Regions from separate parts of the Mus musculus genome. Here region 1 is linked to region 2. The links are chromatin contacts, found by Hi-C in ENCODE. All regions are on one chromosome and are shown on one strand. The core of a region is the stretch at or near the end of the contact, and the rest is flanking DNA. Distances in the headings are between cores, read along the strand shown.

Region 1 (3,321 bases), core at 347-2,846, 2.9 Mb after region 2:
AGCAGGGAAGTAAATTAGGACAAATGCTGCCTCAGTAGAATCTCACCCACCCACTCCCTCCCCCGCCTGGCTGTCACTCAGGAATCCAAGCTCTCTCCAGCACCCAGTACAAAACATAAGCTCCCCAACCCCATGTCCCCTACCTCAGGCCATTTTGGGCCTGGAATCTGGTGCAGTGGCCTCATGGGAGCCTCAATTTATCAAAGCAGGCTGTTGAAAGACATCCTGATAACTAGGGCCTGATCAGACCCCTCAAGGGGGTTGGGAGGGAGGAGGCCACACCCAGCTAGGTGGACCACGGACCCCAGATTCAAGTTACAGGGTTATCGGTAGTAGGACCTCAGGCTGGCCCTGCCTCATTTCCAGCCTCAGTTTCCTCCCCTGTAAGATGGAGACAGAATGGCTGGAGAGCCCCTCAATGGACTTCAGGGGTGCAGAATCCATTCAGCAAGCACTTTTCAATCACTTACTGCAAGCCAGCTGATTATCAGATGCAGATGGAGGAAAAAGTCATCAAGAGAAAATGGCTGGTCTTTCTACGCCTGCCTCTAGCAGGGGCACAATTAATAGCGCTGGCAGGTAACTAACCAACATCATCACCTCCTTCACACTACAGAAGGGGAAACTGAGGCCAGAAAAGAACTGGGGTTAACAGCACCGGCACTCACTGATCAGAAACCAGTAAGAGTTTTTTGTTTTGTTATTTGTATTGCTGGGAACCGAACCCAGGATCTGGTGCATCTCATGCAAACACTCTACCACTGAGCTACACCCTCACCCTACAATCTATCCTATATTACTTTTTCTTTTCGGGGCACAGGGTCTTACTACATCACCCCGGTTGCCTCTAACAAGCAGCTTAGCTGGCCTGGAACTATCTACCTGCCTCTACTTCCGAATGCTGGGATTAAAAGTGTGCATCAACACCACCACTCCGTGACTCAGTTCGCCCTTTTCATGTACACACTGGGAGGTGCGACCACTGTTAACTCACACTACAATCCAGGTACGGGACATCCCCAGACCTCCCAACAGCGCTTATGAGTAAACCCCCAACTACACCACACCTTGTATTCTCTAACTCATGCCGCTCAGTGAGGGGGAAGGGAAACAGCCTGTCGGGAAGGAAAGGTCCCCAGAGAAACCCGATGCTACCCTTCCCCTCCCCTCAGCGCTGAGTCACGTGTTCAAAGTGGCCCCAAGTATCAGTTTCCATTTTCACTGGTGAGATGTCACTCAGATGTCAGATGCCAGGGATCGGGCTCAAGTCTCTGTTACCTCCATCCCACCCGCTTGGAAATCCCTCCCTTTGGGTCTGAAATACAGTCATCGTACTCGGTTACCAGACCCTGGTAGATAGGGGGAGGGGCAAAGAAAAGGGTGGGAGAGGGTCTCCTGGCACAAAGGTTGGGGAGCAGAGAAAGGGCACAACGAGCCGGGAGCAGGAAAAGGGGGAACTGCAGTCACCCGGACTTACCAATACACGACTCGAACGGCGAGCGCCATAGCTGCACGTCGCATCCCCGCACAACACGAGGACCCGACCCACAAGCAACAAGGACCTCAAGCTCTGAGCGTGGGGCCGTGCGCACAGCCGACTGCCTCACGAGTCAGAGCAAACCAAGTGCGGGGGTGGAGAGTGGGCAGAGCTACGGGAGGACCGAGGTTCCGGAGCACGGCGGGGTCTGTGGCCAGGGGCGCGAACCTCAACGCAAGACTCCATGATATCTTGATATCTGGGGTTCTCTTGATATCTGGGGTTGTCTCCATAGACAGCGTCTCTGGGACCAGTAACCTGAGAGCCCCTCGCCGTCCCTTCTCTATGCCATAATGGTTCAGTCCTCAGGGCGGTGGCTCGAGGCAGAGAATTGGTTGAGACTGAAGTTCAGTTACAGAGTGGCTGAGAGGGGCAGGGCAGGGAAATCGACGCATTGGGAGACAGGCAATTGGGATGGATCCCTCCTCCCCAGCGCTAACTGGACCAGACTAAATGAACCTTAGGTCTGGAAAACTGAAACTAGGAGTCCCAGTGTGCGCTTTAGGTCCAGCTGTCTCACCACCGACAGACCCCCTGCGCACCCCCAAAACCATGCAACCCCTCTTTTTGCGCCTTCCCGCTCCCTTCCAGCTGCCTTCCAGCAGAAGGATATATAGAAAGTCCTGGAATGGGGCTTGGACTGTAGCGCAGTTGGTAGAGAACTTGCCTACCATGTATAAAGCCCTAGTTTGGGTCCCTAGCACACTGTTATCTGGGGGCTGTGGTACAAGCCTGTAATCCCAGCATTTGGGAAGAAGAAACTGAAGGACTGAGTTCAAGGTTATCCTTGCTACACAGGGAGTTTGACGCTAGTCTGGGCTACATGAGCAGTTGTCTCGAAACAAAAAATCCAGGCGTTGCCTTTAATGCCAGCAGTCAAGAAATCTCTGTGGGTTCGAAGCCAGTCTAGCCTACGTAGAGCGTTCCAGGACAGACATGAGAGACCGTCTCAAGGGGGAGAAAAAGGTAAAAGTGGACAAAATATTTGAGTTTAGGATTCCTGAGCCTCACTTTCTCCTCCTTGAAAGCTGGACAGATAACAGGAGATAGTCATTCCCACAGAATTTTTTTGCTCTCTAGTTTCTTATCCTCCACACCCTATGAACAAACGGCAATGGCATGCCCACCCCCTCCCTCCCCTCTCTCTACTTTCCCACCACCACCACCACCACCACCAAGGATGGCTCACCAGCAGAGATGTTTATCTGTCACCTGACTTCTTTAATTGACTTCAACCGGCTATCCCCGCCAATGGTTAACTAGGGACCAAATAAGGAAATTTTCCCACCTAGCCCTCTGGTTCCCCATCAGTACCCTACCCTGCACACAGATGATGGGCTGTGATTCTACCCACAGAAAAATGAAATTTGAATCATTCACTCCCCATTTGACTTCATAGGAGTGCGTTGGCAACTGAGGATTCAGAGGCCTAAAAGCAGTAAGAAAACTGTATTTCCCTAAAAGGATGCTTGTTCATGCACTTGGACTCCTGGAAAGAATGAGAGCCAGAATCTGCTGTGTGTGGTGGGGAGAACTCAGTGAAGATAACCAGGAACCTTCTGTGTCCTCGTTGGGCATCTCCAACAGGCTAAATTCAGTGTCGCAGCCTCTCTGTCTCGAGACGGAGGACCTGTGACCACAGTCTGAAAAGGAATAAAGAGTCAGTCTGGAAGAACCAGGAACAGAGACTGAGTCAAGGGTCAAGAATAAATGTTCCACAGTCCCGAGTTTTCCTGTGGTTCCCAACACCCTTGGAACAAAATCCCAAACCTTAGCATGGATGG
Region 2 (3,333 bases), core at 535-3,034:
CATTGGCTACTAACCTAAGTATAGGAATGTGTATATAAAAGGCCTAGGCTCAGTACCTATTTCCTTCAATGTACAGAGTCACCTCCAGGATATCCACAACCTTTTTATTCAATTTGCACTCCTAGACTGTATCAAGAATCTGTCTTGGGAGCCGGGCAGTGGTGGCACACGCCTTTAATCCCAGCACTTGGGAGGCAGAGGCAAGTGGATTTCTGAGTTCGAGGCCAACCTGGTCTACAGATGAGTGCCAGGACAGCCAGGGTTACATAGAGAAACCCTGTCTCCCCCCCCCCCCCCAAAAAGAATCTGTCTTTGGCCAGGGATATGACTGAGGTAGGGCCCTGCCCCATATTTACAAAATCCTGGAGTCCCTGGCAGTGAATTAAAAAAAGACGTTCATCCAGGTTGTATCTAGAACCACATACAAATCCATTCAAGGTGCAGCTTCTATTCCCTACCTAAATGTTGCTGGCACAGCCCCAGGAAATAACCACCTCTGAGCAATTGTTCTTGTCCTTACTCCCATCCTTAACTCTTGCCTATTCATCACAGCTCACACTGCAACCTACATTTCTGTGTGTCTGGTCCACCTCTACTCCTTAGCTCTCTTGGTCTCCCAGTTTGCTACTTGACTTGGCAACATTTGGCTGTCGTGATGGCTAGCTTTCTGGAAGCTCACTTGTACTATCTGTGAAGAGGTCCTCCCTGACACCCCAAATTGGGAAATTACTGTTAACCCTTCATGATAGTTTGCTCAAAGCACTGTTTCACTGTTATCCTTAAAACAATGACTGAGACGGCACCTTGCTTCGTGTCCCATATCACTTGACACTTACCATCTGGCCTTGCTTTGCCATCTTTTTGATGTCCGCAATGATTTTCTTTTCCTGGGTTTCTAGTTTCTGTCGTTCCCTGTCCAGTTCTCTCATGGCTCGGTTCAGGGCCCTCTGGTTTTGCCGAAGTAGTTCCTCTGGCGTCTTCCGGCGCCCAAACAACAGGTCCATGGTGGTAAGACTCCACCAGCAGGTCTGGGACAACCGTCAGAACTAGCTGTAGAGTGCAGGGCCCAGGGCAGCAAAAGACAGAAAGGGTCACATAAGTAGATAGGGTGTAGAAACTGGAGGTACGCTTGAGTAGTCAAAAAGGATTAGCCGGTGAGAACTAGTTATACATTTCTGACTCAAGCACACCCACTCTACTCTCTGCTCTGCTTCCACAGACGATGGGGCAAGCCTGTTTCTGACTTAAGGGTGTGGTTCTGAACTGTTCCAGGGACCCAGACCTGAGTAGGCACATCAAGGTGATTGAGTACTGAGGAGGGGGTAGTTGTGAGGCCCCTCGACAAGGGAGGATAGAATGGAGTAGGTTCTGAAATGTGAAGTTGGGCCCTAAGGTGGGGTAATGGGCATGAATGCCAAGGAAACCAGGCTCGCGGGCGTAGGAGTGACGTTCTCAGGCTCAGGACGTGACAGACACTGAACAGGTCTTGGAGATGTTGAGCCTGCGTACCGAGGGCAGGAAGAGGTGAAGACCTCGATGTGGGTAGGGACAGGCGGACCGCGCGGCATCCGATGCCTCGGCCCAAAGCCCCCTCCTACGCTGCCTACCAAACGGGACCTGCGGCTCAGCAGAGACCACTCACCGGAGCCGAGAGAACGATGGGTTTCCGCTTCCGGGTCACGCCTCTACCCCTCCGAAGCCTTGAGACTCCACCAACGACAACCCCTCGGTTCGGTAGCCCCTGCTGCGGCCGCCGTTTCCGGATTAAGCGACCTGACGTCACACGACCCACCCTCTCCGGGAATGCTGGGAAGTGCTAGGACGCACGCGCACAGCCAGCCACAGAAGCGCATGCGCAAAGGGCCACGCACCTCAGCAGAAGGTACAGGTCCCACCCAAGCCAGCCTCACAGGCCCATGGCGGGAGCACAGCTCGACTGGCTATTCATTCTGGAAGGCCCATACTCCACCCACTTTTGGGCAGTTAATAAATGGCATTTTAGCAAGTGCTTGGCTCGAACCAAATTAGGCCCACACATGGCATAAAGGGGCAAGCCTGGAAATGACTTGTAGGCTCCCTTATGTTGGTGTAAGGTCCAGGAGCTGAAATTAGCCGATTCTTCCATTGCTTGCACCTCATCCCAGTGAGTGGTCCCACCCAATCCACGGCCACATTTATCTTCATTATAGACGCTGGTGGACCTCACTTGTACCTCCCACCCCACAGAAGGAAGAGGCAGAGGCCATGCAGTAACATTCCCCTTTAATAGCCTGGTGGGACCTCCAGTGGTGGTGGGGTGGGTTGCTTGGGCCTAGCGACCCAGGCCCATTGCCCACTTACCCCACAGTCAAGAGTGGGGAGTTGGACAGCACCCAGCGGGAGGGGGGGGGCGCTAAACAAGCCAATTCATTTCCCATCGCTGAGCAGGTCGGGGGGGAGGCAGCACCGACCATAATCACGTGGTGGTCAAAAAAAAAATAACTAGGGGCAGGTGACAGGGAAGAGAGGCAAGGCCAAGGCAGGGGCCAAGGCTACCCCACACACCTTACCCGGGCCCCCAATAAATATTTGCAGGGGATGCCTGGGCCGGTAACCCTGGCAGGGATGGGTAATTGCTAACCCTATTTCAGGCAGCGCTCGAAGTAGGTGGACCCGATGTAACCACCTCTCATGGAGCGCTGCACATTTTGTTCAAACAGCCGCCGGTTGTTCTGCAGGACCTCAGCAGCCTCCTTGTTCAGTGGGTCCTCAGGGTTCGGCTCCTGTGGCCGGTACAAGTGGAAGTCAACAGGCAAGAGAGAGGCAGATGGCCAACAAACCCTCAGCTTCAAATGCCTAACCCTACTTACCAAGAAGAGATACTGCAGGCCATAAATTATGGAGTTTATCGTAAGGACTGGCTTCCAGTCCTCTCTGTGGGCAGAGAGCATCAAGGTTATCAGGGGCTGGTGAGTGGGAGGCTGCTACAGGCCCTGCTAATACTGAACAGGTTAGGCCCATAGAAGGCCTTTTAACATTGAAGTGTGAGATCTAAGAGTGAAGATACGGGACAGGGCAGGACACAGAGAAAGCCAAGGTCAGGTCATTAGAAAAACAACTAAGACAGAAACAGATTGACCATAAAGGGGAGGGAAGGACAGAGATAGATGCAGTGTCCACAGAAGGCTGAGGATACCTGGAAGGCAGGTCTTGGGAGGGAAAGGAAGGCAGTGCCCTCACCTGAGGATGTTGAGGCAGACGTTGCCCTCGAGGTCAATGTTGGGATGATAAACCATTGTTTCACACTTCACCTTGGGAGGGTCATGTGGGTAACCCTGTCCCACCTGGCTCCAG

Evidence for each region. A loop is a pair of places that touch in the nucleus more often than their neighbours do.
Region 1: a map of left cerebral cortex shows a loop between it and region 2 (3-fold over the local background). The contact joins the promoter of Selenow here to the promoter of Chmp2a in region 2. A Hi-C loop is called at or near these places in 2 of 37 maps with a recorded cell type or tissue (T-helper 17 cell and left cerebral cortex).

Annotation. Positions count from the first base shown.
Region 1 is chr7:15,920,775-15,924,095 of GRCm38, forward strand. Selenow (selenoprotein W) reads right to left here and starts at 1,597. Exons shown (of 6, transcript NM_009156.2): 1 at 1,478-1,597. The coding sequence starts at 1,506.
Region 2 is chr7:13,032,993-13,036,325 of GRCm38, forward strand. Chmp2a (charged multivesicular body protein 2A) reads right to left here and starts at 1,785. Exons shown (of 6, transcript NM_026885.3): 1 at 1,643-1,785; 2 at 837-1,050. The coding sequence starts at 1,004. It overlaps Ube2m (ubiquitin-conjugating enzyme E2M), which reads right to left. Exons shown (of 6, transcript NM_145578.3): 4 at 3,220-3,323; 5 at 2,850-2,913; 6 at 2,128-2,762. The coding sequence ends at 2,622.